Linked DNA regions of Mus musculus: regions 1 and 3 are each linked to region 2. Evidence: chromatin loops called from intact Hi-C (ENCODE). Cell type or tissue: left cerebral cortex. All regions are shown on one strand.

The links. Hi-C counts contacts between places; a loop is a spot of excess contacts. Peaks named below come from ENCODE experiments on the same cell type or tissue, not always from the same donor. Only the 100,000 strongest peaks of a DNase experiment are listed, where the experiment ranks them.
Region 1: it touches region 2 in a loop (4-fold over the local background); 7 of 42 quality-filtered maps call a loop at or near these places.
Region 3: a loop joins it to region 2, with 7 times the contacts of the local background. A loop is called at or near these places in 41 of 42 quality-filtered maps.

Annotation. Positions count from the first base shown.
Region 1 is chr4:133,725,376-133,730,375 of GRCm38, forward strand. All of the region lies in intron 1 of Arid1a (AT rich interactive domain 1A (SWI-like)), which reads right to left. Among named protein-coding and RNA genes, the nearest start is that of Mir7227, 11 kb to the left of the region's middle. In left cerebral cortex, no CTCF peak of the experiment used is centred here; DNase peaks (open chromatin) are centred at 3,052, 3,325, 3,877 and 4,400; H3K4me3 peaks cover 269 bases; H3K27ac peaks cover 538 bases.
Region 2 is chr4:133,668,258-133,673,257 of GRCm38, forward strand. It overlaps Pigv (phosphatidylinositol glycan anchor biosynthesis, class V), which reads right to left and starts at 4,390. Exons shown (of 4, transcript NM_178698.5): 1 at 4,062-4,390; 2 at 1,481-1,603. The coding sequence starts at 1,558. In left cerebral cortex, CTCF peaks have their summits at 1,723 and 3,060 (motif pointing right); DNase peaks (open chromatin) are centred at 510, 1,736, 3,093 and 4,310; H3K4me3 peaks cover 1,913 bases; H3K27ac peaks cover 1,965 bases.
Region 3 is chr4:133,827,243-133,832,242 of GRCm38, forward strand. No RefSeq gene overlaps it. Among named protein-coding and RNA genes, the nearest start is that of Gm12974, 13 kb to the left of the region's middle. In left cerebral cortex, a CTCF peak has its summit at 2,672 (motif pointing left); a DNase peak (open chromatin) is centred at 2,675.

The sequences.
Region 1 (5,000 bases), 57 kb after region 2:
CTTTGTGGAGGGACAGAAAGCTAAATGATGTGAGTGTTTGGAGACATGCTCCAAGACAGGGTGCATTTACACAGTCCCCACCCAGTCATGAGCATGTCATCACACTGGAGTAAGTAAAGCTACTGTAAAGGAATCTCCGACCACAAAGGACAAGCCAGGCAGTGGACAGAGGTGGTGGTGCACACCTGTAACCCCAGCTACTTAAGAGGCTGGGTCAACTCCATCTACATTTAGCAAGTCTTGAAACAGCCATAACTATGTAGACTTTTCTTTTGTTTACCTTGAGAGAAACAAAATGAAGCAGAAACCGAGTTCTCTCAGACTATGGACACAATACTGCTGGCAATGGAGCTATGCCCAGGGGAAGTATGAGTGTGTCTTTGGATCCCACACATCACAGCTCACTTCACCCAGGCTACTGGGGCTGTTTGAGGCCCTCAAGTGAAGACAACAGGATCTTCTGAACAGAGATCAGCATGCTCAGGCTATCTGTCAGTCTGATCTAGGTCTACCCAGTTTTAGTCATTACCATGGTGATGGTGTCACTATGGAACTTCTATAGCAGTGGCTGTTTTAACAAGGACTGCACACCCGGAATTTCCATGAAGCTTCATAAATGCTCAGGCCTCCGGGTTCCAACTTTGTTGGTGTGGAAGGGCTTGAGCCCCTCCCACTTCTAGATCTATGAATGATCTCTGATGTGTATGATTAGCTGGCAATCAGTGTGATCCAGGAGAGGGATTATTCAGCCGGATATGGTTGTGCACACCTTTAATCCCAGCACTTGGGAGTCAGAGTCAGGCGGATTTCTGAGTTCGAGGTCAGCCTGGTCTACAGAGTGAGTTCCAGAACAGCCAAAGTACAAATAGGAACCCTTCTCAAGTTAACTGATTAATTTAAAAATAAAAAAGAAGGTGACTGTAATGTGTTACTATTACATGCTTAAACTATGCAAAATGTAAGGAAGAAGCCGAATTATTTGCCCTTTCCCCTTAGATTTTGCTCCATGTGGGCCAGGCTAACCTCAATTTGACAATCTCCCTGCTTTAACTTCCAAAGTGTTGGGATTAAAGATGTGTATACTTTTATGTGTCTGAGTATTTTGCCTGTGTACAATGTGCATGCCTGGTACCCAAAGAACTCAGGAAAAGTTGCTGGATCCCCTTTAACTGGAGCTATGGACAGTTGTGAGCCACTGTGGGTGCTAGGAATCAACCTCCAGTACTCTGTAAATACAAGTGCGCTTTAATAGCTGAGACATCCCTTCAGCCTCTAGACATAAATGCTGATGTTCCTGCCTAAGCTTTGAAATTAGTAAAATTACAGGCCTATGCTACTAAGCTTGGCATTTTATTTACACTAGTTAATTTATTATTTATTGACTATTTACTTTAAGTCGGGGTCTCAAGAAGCCTAGGATGGCTTCAAACAAGCTACACAACAAAATCCTTTTGAACTGCTGATGTTCCTGCCTCCATCCAGCCACCCACGTGCTGGGAATAAGGTACGTGCCACCAGATCTAGGTTCTGTAGTGGGTGGGATCAAATCCAGGGCAAAATGTATGTTAGACAAGTACTCTAACAACTAATCTGTATTCCTAGTCCACTTTTAATTAATTTAAATCCACATAATCACATATGGCTAGTGTCTATCATGCTACAATGTAATTTGAGAGCAATGTTTCCAAATAATTTATCACTTCCTGCTACATATGGCTCCAAACGTATTAAATTCTATACAACACTAACATATAGAAAGAATAAAGTGTATAGTGATTTGATAGACTTGGAATTTAAATCCTAACTCACTGCCTGGCCTGGAACACTTTAGCTCATCACCTAAAATGTACATAACGCACAGCTTCCCATAGGCAGGTGTGGTGACTCATTCCTATACTCTCAGCACTTGGGAAGCTGAAGCAGGAGGATCACCATGAGTTCCACACAAACCAAGATTACAAAAATCTGTCAGCCTGGGCTACAGAATGAGACAACAACAACAACAACAAAAAAATAAGCTTCCCACAGTGCTTGTATTTAAATGTCTTTCCAATAAATATTAAATATTCCAAGCTATGTATACAGCTTCCTGTTTCTGCTGTCCAAGGTAGTTTTACTTTGTTTTGAAATGGCATGGAGTCTCACTATGTTGCCCAAATTGAGCTTAAATTCCTGGTCCCAACACTCCAGAATAGGTGGAGTTATTGGCTGCATTCCAGGACATAAGAGTTCAGGCTTTTTTCAAAGTCCTCCTAAATGCCCCAAATACAAGGATGGACAACTGTTCAACTACAACAGTTCCTACTGACAGAAGGAACAGGCAAGCAAGGCAGCAGATATCCTCAACCCCAGTATCAAGTAGGACGACTGAATTAGAAGAGGGGAAGCTAAAATAGTCCTGAAGAACAATGGCATCGAAATAACCCAACCTGTATCAGCAAGGGTTATAATAACGTACACCCAGCCCCAAACCCAAACACATGGCCAAAACTCCAACACTTACCAAGGCAAGCAGGATAAGACAAAACTCCCCTGCACCTGGAGTCTTAAGACTACTCTGGCCTCACAGTAGGATCCTTTAAAGGACAGTCAAACAATAGCTTCTCAAAATGAAACTGACATTTTTTGGTTATCAAACTCATTCCCCTCACCAAAGGTTTATCACGATCAATGGACTATTGCAGTCTATTCACCAAACAAAAATATGTTCAGTTCCAACAAACAGACCACTCTGGTTTCATGTTAAAAGAGAATCTAACTTACTTATGAGATTTAAAAATACTGTGAAAGATATGTGGTTTGCAGTTGGGGGGGGAGGCACCACTCCCAATCTCTTAAAGTAGAGAACATCAAATCTTCATTCATCAATTGAAACAGAAAAATGTCTACCTCCTGTAAAATAGAAACGGCCAGCATCAGTAGTCAGCAGCCACAAAGGAGGAGAAACACCAAATCGTAGCTGCAAAAGAGCCAGAGATGCCACTCTGGGAAAGATGGAGAGGAAACCCTTTCAACAGGAAACCGCGGGAGCAGATTACTGTGATTACGCTTCAAAGGCAAAGGCTCTGCCTCACAGACACGTAATTGAGAGGAAAATGCTGGCCCTTCATCAGGCAAGCCAGGCCCCCTGCTATATACTCTCCTGCATTCATAAAAAAATAAAAATAAGGGTGGGGGGGTAGTCCACCACTTAGCTCCTTGCAGATCACTGGCCAAGCTATAAAGTGCCTGACAAATGAAATGAATGCGGTTCGGGGCATCAAAGGTGCCGGTGCAGGCCTATCCTTCCGAGTATATTCAGTGCAAACAGCTTGCACACTAACAACTTGCAGAGTTCCCTGCTTCCAGCAAATGGCACCTCCGGACCACCTGGCTCTGGAATCACTCACAAGTTCTTAATGTACAGGAAAAGGCCACAGTGGCCTTGTGAACTGCTGAAAGTAACAAGTTGAGCTTTAAGGTTCATCAAGGCTAGGTGTCAGATAGTCAAAAGTAACCACTTTTGGGACACTCAAAATATTAAACATAGTTGCAAATTCTCTATCTGACCATAAGCCACTGAAAGAGGAGACAAAACCAGGCACGCACTAAAACTTCTGAGTACCAAGAGATATTACTCCCCACACCATGTGGTAGTGGCACCAGGAAAAACAATCTCTGATCCTGAAATAAGTCTGCGAGAGAATGGACAGTCAGAAGCCAAAGATACAGAGAAGAGGTGACCAGAAGCGGAGGTAAGGGCCAACTTTTATGCCTAGCTGTGCCAAAGACTCGAAAGAACAAAATGAAAGGTTGGGCCAGGGACTGCCAAGAGCCTCCATCTTTGGAAAGGAGAAGTCCTGACCAGCACACACTTGTGTTTTCCGCTCTAGATGCCAACTAGTCGGTGCCAGGATAAACCTAGAGCCATACCCTTGGATTTTGGGCCTCCAAATATTATTTTGTACTTCTCGTGCTTTCAATTTATTCCTGGCCAGATTTGTTTATGAGTTTTAATAATAACAATAAAAATGCATCCCTGGCTCTTTAACCGAAAGAAGCCCCTAATTGATTCCCACAGTAATTAACCTGCATTTTACCTCAGAGAGCGGTAGTTAAGGAAGTCGGCACTGCTATTTATAACTCATCTCAAATTGAGGGCAGACTGCCTAAAATCTAACACATCCCAGCTGTACTCCTGTTTGAACTGGGGCCAAGGGAATTTTTTAAAGCAATCTTGGCACGGAATGAATGACACCAACAGTATGAGAGCGTGAGTGGTTGTGTTGTGGTGACGTAGCATTGGAGGTGGAGGGGGGGGCAGTGTACTGTGATCCCTCTCGTGCGTGCCTGCAGCTTGAGTCCCAGTACAGTAAGCTGGGAACCGCCCACTGAGAGCCAAACACAGGAAAAGGCTTTTCCTGTGGACCGCCTTGAAGTGAGAAACACATGGCTAATCTGCATAAACTCGAAGCCACACCGACCCTGCCAGGAAGGTTAGTGCTCGTAATCTCTGGCCATGAAGCTGGCTGCCTGGGAAGACTTGGACTGGCGCCTGATAACCCAGAAAGAGCCGAGAGAACAGATGGGTAAGGACCCCAGCAGAATACAGCCTCGGGTCACGTGACTCGCCACATGGCCCCGCCAGCACAAACTATTGTCTGGCTGCAGAGCTTCTATACAAAGGCACCAGGCCTCCACTTCCTGTGATTCTAGGGACTGGCAGCAGCTGTTGATCAGTTCCCGGAGGGGACCCTCCTCTGTTAAGGGCACTCCAGGCAGAGATAAGTACAAAAGTTAAGGCCTCTCCCAACCAACAGGCTTTTTACTTTCCCTGCCAGCTCCACAGAAATCACTTAGATCTTAGGACTAAAGGGACTTCTGCAAGAGCAGCCTTGCTCCCTAGTACATAAATTGAGCAGCATAAATCATTCCACTGTCCCTTTTCTCTATAGCTACAGGCCATCTCTGCCTACCTCCACTTCCTCCCATTCACCATGGGGCTGAGGACTGGTATGATC
Region 2 (5,000 bases):
GGGAGCAGTGAAGACACGCCTGCCTTGCAAGGAGGCAAGACGATGATGTGAGGGATCAGACACAGAACATATCATCTTCTTACTGTTGAAACTGCAGACATCAACAGACGCAGTGCCAGAAAGGGTGCCAGTGAACAGGGAGTTAAAACCTTCAGAGAGTAACTGTCACTGATAGAGATGCCAGCGACAACGGAGGGGAGCTAGGGCTATAATCTGATAACACTAGCATTACAGCTGGAAGGCTAAGGAGAGAGAATGAAATCAATTTATTGTTATATGTCTTTCTGCCTCATTAGGTTGTCAGCTACTTGAGGGAAAACATGACCTTTCGTTCACAATTTAGCACAGTTTGGGGAATAAGTACTTACTATAATTTTGGTGGCTGAACTTCAGGGGTTTGGGGAAATAGAGTGTTTCCACGCTCACAGTGCCTGAGAGCCCAGCTGCCCTGGCTGCCCTTCCCAGCTGCTGACTTGCTCCTCTGCTCCTGCCAGGAGCTCAGCTGGTGCTGGCTCAGCCATCACTGAGTCAGGCTCCCCAGCCCAGCGACAAGAGCACAGCTCACTTAAAGGTTCTTTCTCTTCTTGTCAGTTTCCTCATCAGGCCACTCCAGTGAAAAGAAATGGGATGGGGTGACAATCACAGGTAACAGTACAGGCCACCAAGATGAAGACTCTTTAATGCCCAAAGTCAGCAGAACCTGAAGTGAGCATAGAGCAGGGGAGGAAAGGCTCAGAGCGAGAAGCTCAGAGCGGGTTAGCAGTGGGGCGGAGGGGGACAGAAAAGGTTTCTACAAAGGAAGGAGTCCCAGGTACGAGTGACATAGACACACATCATTATGTCAACTCAGCAACTCTAGGGTGGTGACCTCTGTTCACAGTCATATACTTGGGACTTCAAGTACAGAGCAGTACACTAGGCACCAAATAATTCACATATGTGCAACTTTCATTAAAGTATGTATCAAGGCAGCCTGGGGGAGGGGTTGGTAAAAGGGCAAAAAGACTGAGAACTGAATGCTGGAGACAGCAAGGAGAGGGACTCAGGACTGTGGATATTCATAGATGGTCTCAGAACTTGAAAGTGGCTCCTCTCTCCCACTCAAGTAGCACAGAACTTGAACTCCAAGAAAAAAAGAGCCCTGTGTGACACTGTGAACGGTCACACACACCTTAAAAGTATCTCGGTTGGCAAGACCATCAGATAGCTAAGGCTGTTAGGAAAATCTCTACTTTGGGCAGGGAGCTAGGGGTCTTTAGCTTTGGACAAATCATTTAACCTGCTGCTTCACGTGTAAGACACATGATCGATACACAGTTTAAGGCTCTTGCCCACTTCTCAGGTTCCAGGTCTCAGCCTGTATGTGATCACCCACATGCTGAAGCACACCAGGAAGTAGGGAGATGAGGACCACTTATTCTCCATTGCTAGCTCAGTCACATGGCAAGTGCATGCTCAGGGGAAAGGATCAGAGACTGACCTGTAGCACTAGAGTCAGGATGCGGCAGTTTACTGCGAATCTCAGCACCTCTTTCTGGGATGGGTCCAGGAGTCCCATCCTCTCTCTCACCACCAGGACTGAGCTTCCTCCGGCTTCTAAATTCTAACACCCAAGGGAGAAAAGGTCACACACAGGCCAAAAGCAAATCAATAACATTTTCTCCAGGGGAATCACCCACTTCAACATGGCCATGGCAAACAGAGCCACCTGGCTTCCCGGTGGGAAGACTATCCTGAAGGCAGCTGGACCACTGGGTGTCACTCTTGAAGCACTCTAGGCCAGTCAGTAAGTAACACACAGATAAGCACAAGCTGGAAAGCTAAGCTCACAGAACTTTTAAAAGCCCGTTGAAATGCTTTTATGTAGGACTCAAAGACCCGGGTTCAAAGCCCAATTTTGTCACTTGCAAGTTCTCCCTTAGTCCCTCTGAGAGTCAGTCCTGTGTGTGTAAACCAGGACACTATTCTCTACCCCTCCGATCTCACCAACTCGTCATCATGGTAAAATGGACTGAACTAAAAGGTACCGCACAAGTCAATGCCGTGGCTGCTATTATTTACCTGTGCCATTTTCCCTTTTGCCCAGAATAATAAGCGAATTCCCAAACCAGAGTCCCCAAAGTGGGGCACAGAACCATCCTAGAAGCCCGTAATTACTACACATGCCAGCTTCACTCTCTGATGTGTGTTCAGCTGGTCTGTTAAATTAAGTGGAGAAGGAAAAGAAAACCACTGCTCAGCAGGACTCCGGCCAGCTCCCACTGCTAAAACAAACTCGGGGAAGACAGAGTCTACCACTCGGGACGGGGTAAACAGCCATTTCCCATCTCCGCGGGAGTGGCGGCAAACTCATACAAAAACCCAGTGCCATTCTGAGGCACAGAATGCACATCAAGGCATTTCTTTAAAAACACAATTTAATAGCAGTCACAGCTCTTACTGTGTTTAAGCAAGGAGAGGAAGAGCCCCGTCTTTCTTCTCTCACGTGGCTAACACCCTCTAAACTTTTAGGCTACACTTGCTTTCTGGAATTTTCTGATCCCACCAGACAGCCCTATATTCTCACTGCCTCATGCTCTGCCATCTTTATCTTCCTATCTGTTCCTTATGAGGACGGGGGCTTTGTCTCCTAACTCTATTATATCCCAGGACCCAGCATGTAAACAGACATCTGTTCTCCCAAGTGCACGAAGTAGCAAGGACAGGATAGAGAATCGTCAAGTTTTCTGACGCTAGAACTAAGATCACTGGTCCAAGCATTTCTCCCATCGTGTTTCTGGTTAGAAAGCAAGATGGCCCAGCGGGCAAAGGCACTTGCCACTACAGTGACCCATAGGCTGAAGATGAGAAGACACTCCCACAAAGTTGTTCTCTGTCCTCACTTAGGTGTGCCAAGGCGCACCTGTAGCTCCACACATATATACATAAACATATGCACATAAAATAGAATTAAAAAAAAAAAAAGCAAATGACAAAGTCACAGAAAGCATGGGAGAAAAGAAAAAATTCTCCGCCAAGGGAACAAGACTGGTTAATAGCGGTAGTACCCCATCCTCGGCACGAGGGGGCGCCTGCTGCTTACTTCATCACCAGGAGACCGGGAGAAAAGGAGGCCCCCTCACCTCCCAACTCCATGTCGGTTTATTTAGGACAATTCAGTTTAAAGTTAAGCCGCAGGAAACAGCATTTTCTGACTACCCACGATATCTCCAACACTGGATTCACTAAACCCAAATAAATGACAGAAACATGGACACCCAACTCAAACTCAATCAATCTCTCCCTCCCTCCCTCTCTTTTCCCTGGCCTCCAATCCGCACGCACAAAGGAGGCAGAGAGAGGAAAAGTACTGAATCCACCTCTGCATCTTGATTCTCAGTCCTTCCCTCTTTCAAACTCTGGCATCAGTGGCCACAGGAGATGCAACCCACACTCAAGTTAAACAAAGTAAAATCAAGACAGTCAATTATCTCTCTAGCTATTTTGCCAACACCCCTTTGAAAGAAGCCCCTTGCCAAATCAGACTCTTAACTGGCCGGATGCTTAGAACCAACCAGTTTCATTTTTCTTTAATTTACCCGTGAAATAGGCTCCAGAGATCTCATTAGACACCAGTAAGACTGTGTAATTACCATCGCCATTTTATGGATGTGAAAACTGAGGCTCACTGGAGCCAAGTGACACGCCCACCACTTAAAGCTCCTCACGCACTGCTTTCTAAAACCTATGTCCACAGTCAGGAGAGCTTTTTGCCATAAACAAAGGGTATGCATTCCTTGTCCAGCCAGGACATCCAAGGCTTAGCCCAGAACTTTCTCCAACTGTAGCACATGTTGTTGCTGGAAGCTTATGGTGATGGGCCCTAACTGGGAAAGATCTGTTGAACTGGAGTCCTGGATTTTCTGCGGAAGGCTAATACTCTCAAATGGGTGCTGCGTTATGACCCAGAGGCAACGTGGAGCGAGCCGCCTCCTTCTGCTAAGCCCTGCCATACTGGGAGCCCGTTCCAGCCTGCTCTTTTCGGACACAGTTCCTACCCAGGACGGGACAGTGACCCTCACCCCAAGGGAGCCACGGCCCAGGGCTTCGTCCCGGGGGAATCGCGGGGCCGGGCCAGGCAACGGGGCCGGAAGCAGACGAGGGCCGGAGGCTGCAAAGGAAGAGGCGGCGCCGGAGGCTGCTATGGCGGAGGGGCGGGGCTCCTCGCTTCTCTACAGCCTCCGCCTAATTTCTCTCGGCCTGCGTTTGACAGCTTCCCTCCCCGGAGGACTCCAGAGTTGCAGAGCTGGCGCCGGATCCTCCGCGCCCGCGCGTCCAGACCACCCCCGCGGAGCTCCAACTTCAGCGCCTCCATCCGGGTCCCGTCCGTGCCGCGCCTGCGCGCCGGCTCGGCCGACGGCGGCCCCGCCCCGCTCCTGCCCGGACTCGGAGCGCCCCGCCCCCCTCCTCGGCGGCCATGTTGACCCCAGCTAGGGCGGGGGCCGAGGCGGCGGCGGTGAGTCGCACCTTCCCGGCGTGGTGACACCTGAGGAGTAGGCCTCTTGACTCGCCAGCAGTTTGTGCGCGGGCGCTGCGCTCCCGGGTCGGGGCTCTCACCCCAGTCCCCTGCCGTGAGCAGCCTCTGACTTCCCGGTGTGAGCCGAGGCTGGACCCGGGCGCTGCCCCAGAGCCACGCGTTCTCTCGGTGTTCCGCCACCCCAGCTCAGCACAGGACCTGGCACACGATAGACAATATGAATAGGCAAAAGAAAGCCTTCTTGGGGTTTTTGTGGCAAGCAGCGGTACCCTGCAACTGGATGAGAAGAAAGTAGGGGAATTCCCCCTGCCTTTCCCCTCCTGGCAATGAAGGACCTCTGCCCTGCGACAGTCCTCTGTCCCACCTCAGATGACTGTATGGGACGAGGAAGGAAACCTCAGAGAACACCCCCGAGGATTCTCCCTCAAGCAGTTTCTGTCGCAGGAACTGGCGCCAAAAAAAAGAAAAAGAAAAAAAAAAAAAA
Region 3 (5,000 bases), 160 kb after region 2:
TGTCATCTTGCTGGCCCCAAATGGCTAAACTAATCTTGCTTCTGCCTCCTGAGTGCTGGATTTAAAAGCATGCAAATGATTTTGTTGGGGGTTTTGTCCTACTTTTTTTTTTTAAGATTTATTTATTTATTTAATGTAGGTGAGTATACCACCTTTGCTCTCTTCAGAGGGGCATCAGATCCCATTACAGATGGTTGTGAGCCACCGTGTGGTTGCTGGGAATTGAACTCAGTACCTCTGGAAGAGCAGTCGGTGCTCTTAACTATGGAGCTATCTCTCCAGCTCTTGTTTTTATTCTTCAAGAAAGCATCTCATATGTAGTTCTGGCTGGCCCAGAACCCAGTATGTAGATCAGGTTGGCCTTAAACTCACCAATGAGCCTCTGCCTCCCAAGTGCTGGCATTAAAGGCGGGTGCTACCACGCTCTGCTATGTCTGAGTGTTTTATTTGCATGTTAAGTATGGTTACCAGGTGCTCGCCGATACCCATGGAGGTCAGAATAGGGTGTGAGAGTTCCTGGGACAGTTGTGAGGCACCTTGTGGGTGCTAGGAATTGAACTCCTGACTTTTGCAAGATCAACAAGTGTTCTTCGTAATCACTGAGCCAACCACTCTCCTTAGTCCCCTCCTGATCATCCGCTCCTGATCAGGGCTTGGCTCCTTCTTCTCTGTATCCATGGGAATTGCTCCCATAATTAGCAGCATCCCCTGCCTGGAACACAAACAGGCAAACGTTCCACCCTGGTAGCTGCTGCAGGGAAGGCTGGCCGATTAGATCTTTCCTTTGAGAGGCACCCCTCAGATTTGAATGTGGCGCCCACATCCTCCCACATCCGGTTTACCTGAGACACAGTTCACTAAAACCTCCCCGACTGGAGTCACTCTGATGGCTCGCCAAGTTTATCCCAGCACTTGGGAAGCAGAGGCAAGCGGATCTCTGAGCTTGGGCTATGCAGAGAAACCTCGTCTTGAAAAACACAAACAAACAAAAGAAAAAACACACTTAATCGCAGAAGGAGCTCCCTGGCTCCCTGATCTCCTAAATTGACTAAATTGAGCAATTTAGGGGGAGAGCACCGCCCCTTTCCTCTCCTCAGTCTACAGCCCGCGGGTTTTCGATGATGAAAGCCGAAAGCTGGAGTCTTCATGGGTGTCATCAAGTGATCAAATGCCGGAGGTGGGGGGGGGGGGCTTTGAGGAGTAAAGGGGATCGAACATTTCTACCACACATAAACATTAACTGCAAATAGAAGTGTGAAGAGCAGGGAGCCTTCTCTTCAGATTTTAGAAGTTTCAGTAAGATGGGCTAGCACCCTCCGGCCCCTCCCTGGAGACGCCTGGTGCTCTTCCACCCAGGGCGGGGCGTCTTCTTATCTGGATATAGCTAGGATTATGTGCACCATTCAGACACTGTGGGGAGAGACAATATCCATTTTCCTTCCAACATCAAGGCAGCCTTTTAAAGCTTTATCCGGACTTATTTTGGTTCCTGCAATAAAAAGGCGAGGTGGGAGAATTATGTCTAACAAAAATAACGCCATTGTGCGCTCCGAGTTTCCCACTGCAGGCCACTTTTAAAGCATTTTGCTGTCACCTCCGCCGCCTCACACGCATTCAGGCAGGTTGGCAGTGAACAAAGAGAACTCACTTCACACATACCAGCCCTAAACCTCCACTCTCCGGACAAAAGTGTCCCTCGGCAATGTTTTGCTCCTGGCTCTGCTGAAGGGCCATTCAGTCACTTCCAGCCCTCTTTCTCTTGGGAGACAAAGGCACCTTTGGGCTGAAGTGACACGGGAGAGTTAGAATCAGATTTGTTATCGAAATTGCAGCCCTCAATTTTAGCAAGAGGCTCAGTCTGTCTACTGCTACCACAGGAAGGCAGCCTTTATAACCCTGGAGCACTGGGCCAATTATGCACCTGCAAATATACCATACAAGACATTTCAGGTTCTGAGCACTTTGAAAACCGATCCTTAAACAGTCTCGAGGGACCCGATCCCCCACGTCGGGGATAAAGGCTGCTTTGGAATCTGCTATTGGCACCAGAAAGCGTCCTCTGAAGTCACTCAAAAGCCATTTTTATTGTGCATTGGCAAACAAAGAGCCTCATCTCACCAAAACAAAGTCTGTTACCAAATCAGGGTGGGAAGTCAGACTCAGCCCGCGAAGAGTCAATTACCCTGGCAATTTTGTGAAGGGCTGGGAAGCAATTCCTGGGGGAGAGCAGTGTATAGAGGGGTGGGTGGAAGGATTCTGGGAGGGGGCTGGCTCTGAAAACTTCTCCTTCATGAAAAGGAAGTACCATTACCTCTAAAACCCTACCAGTTATGACAGAAGGGCCTCTGTGACTTCTGGTTATACACTTTTTATTATTATTAACTGGGGAAATGTAGATTATGTGAATTTTAAAACAACTTTTGGAGCAACCTTGGCTGCTTTCTAAGGAACTTGTCTGCAGTGTTGTAACCTGAAGCTCAGAGTCAGGTTGGTGACCCGTGTGTCCCTCACCTGAAAAGCGACCTTCTTCTGGGGCTCACTTCCTTGATAAGCGGGCAGATGCTCACCGCACTGTTTATCTGGGGAAAGAAATACGTGTGGGAAAAGAAGCAATTTTCTTCTCATTGCAGTTAAAGAAAGTCATGGTCGCCTGTTGTGGGTTTAGCCTGCCACCTGTTGGTCAAAAGAAGAACAGCAGGGAACTAGGGATGAAAGCGCCCATCTGGTGAAAGGTTTTGATGTAGTCAAATCTTTTTCTCTCTGCCTCTCTCCCACCTATTCTTTTCCTCCTGTCTGTCAGTCTGTCTGTCTGTCATCTCTCTCTCTCTTTTCCTTTCAACAGTTTACTGGTTTGTTATATGAACAGACATACTCATAAAATGGGTCGGTGAGATGTCTCAGTGTGTAAAGGCGCTTGCTGGCAAGCCTAAAGAACTGAGTTCAATCCCTGGGACCCACGTGGGTGGATCACACCAACTCCCACTGGTAGCCCCTCCCACACACAAGGTACTGCATACACACAGAGATGATGGAATTAAAATGTTTTCTGTATGTCAGGGTAAGAAACGTAATGAATAGTCCAAATAAGACTATGAAATAAAGCCAGGCATGGTGGCACATACCTTTAATCCCAGCACTTGGGAGGCAGATTTCTGAGTTTGATGCCAGCCTGGTCTACAGAGTGAGTTCTAGGACAGTAAAAAACAAAACAAACAAAAGACTATGAAATAACATATCAAGAATGGAGAACTAATGTCATGATGCTTTCCGCAGAAGGGGGAAGGGAAGTGCTCTTATTAAAAGCTGTTTGGGGGGGCTGGAGAGATGACTCAGAGGTTATGAGCACTGACTGCTCTTCCAGAGGTCCTGACCTGAGTTCAATTCCCAGCAGCCACATGGTGGTTCATAACCATCTATAATGAGATCTGGTAGTGCCCTCTTCTGGCATGCAGGCACACATACAGACAGAACACTGTGCATGATACATTGAGAGAGAGAGAGAGAGAGAGAGAGAGAGAGAGAGAGAGAGAGAGAGAGAGAGAGAGAAATTGAGGTTATAATTCAGGGTCTGGTCTAAGAAACTAAGCTCTTTTTTGTTGTTATTTTGGTTTTTTGTTTTGTCTGTGTAGCCCTGGCTGGCCTCAAACTCAGAAATCCGCCTGCACCACCACCCGGCTCAAAAACAAGCTCTTCGTCTCTTCAGCTTCTTTTTTGTTTTGTTTTGTTTTGTTTTGTTTTGTTTTGTTTTGTTTTGTTTTGTTTTTCGACACAGGGTTTCTCTGTGTAGCCCTGGCTGTCCTGGAACTTACTCTGTAGACCAGGTTGGCCTCGAACTCAGGAGTCTGCCTCCCAAGTGCTGGGATTAAAGGTGTGCACCACCACATCTGGCCTTTCTTCCTTTTTTTTTTTTTTTTAAGATTTATTTATTTACTATATGTAAGTACACTGTAGTTGTCTTCAGACACACCAGAAGAGGGCATCAGATCTTGTTACAGATGGTTGTCAGCCACCATGTGGTTGCTGGGATTTGAACTCAGGACCTTTGGAAGAGCAGTCAGTGCTCTTAACCACTGAGCCATCTCACCAGCCCCCCCACCTTTTTTAAAAAACAAATAATAATACTGTATTTACCCTGTAAATTTACTGTAAGAGCCCTGGGGCCAGCTATGGCACCACATGTCTGTAATCCCAGTACACTACAGGCTAAGGGTAGAGGATAGTGCGCTTAGAGTCAACTTGTCCACATAGAAAGACAAATTGCGAAACAACAGCAAAATTTACAGAGCTAGGCCAGGCAGCACATACCTTAATCCTAGTCCTTAAGAGACAAAGAGACAAGCAGACTTCTGTGAGTTCAAGGCCACCCTGATCTTGAACCTACAGAGGGGGTTCCAGGTCAGCTATGAATTAATTCTAAGCCATCCAAGTTTACACAGTGAGACCCTATTTAAATCTAACCTCTCCAAAAAAAAATAAAATTAAAAAAATGAGGTTATGGAGGTAGCTCAGTGGTAATGGCCCCTCCTTGAGTTTGATGGTGAATTCAGTCTCTGGGACTTACATGGTGGAAAGGAAAAACTTGCACCTGAAAAAATGTCCTTTGACTTGTGAGGTGGAAATTTCTGGTTTCTCTGGAAGATTCAGCTGTGGTATGAGACATTTTTCTGGAAACTGTCTTTTGAGAGGATGTTTTGCTGAGGCAATCACATGGGAGGGTATTTTGCTGTGAACGGACATGTAGTGTTTTTCTTGAGGTTGCCTGGGAAGGGGGCATGCGATGTTTTGCTGGAGTGGACAATTGTTTGGAAAAGTGCAAGGATGACCCAACAGACCATGAACAGCAGTGCTGCGTGGCATTGGTTTGCCTTGCCTTCCTGGTTGAGCATCCTTTGTCTTCTTGACATTGTGGAGAGAAATGCACCAAAGAACTTAATGGTGGTGTTTGGGCGGCTTCTTCCTCCTTCCAATGACTCAGGGCCGATTGGCAGACCCTCACAGTT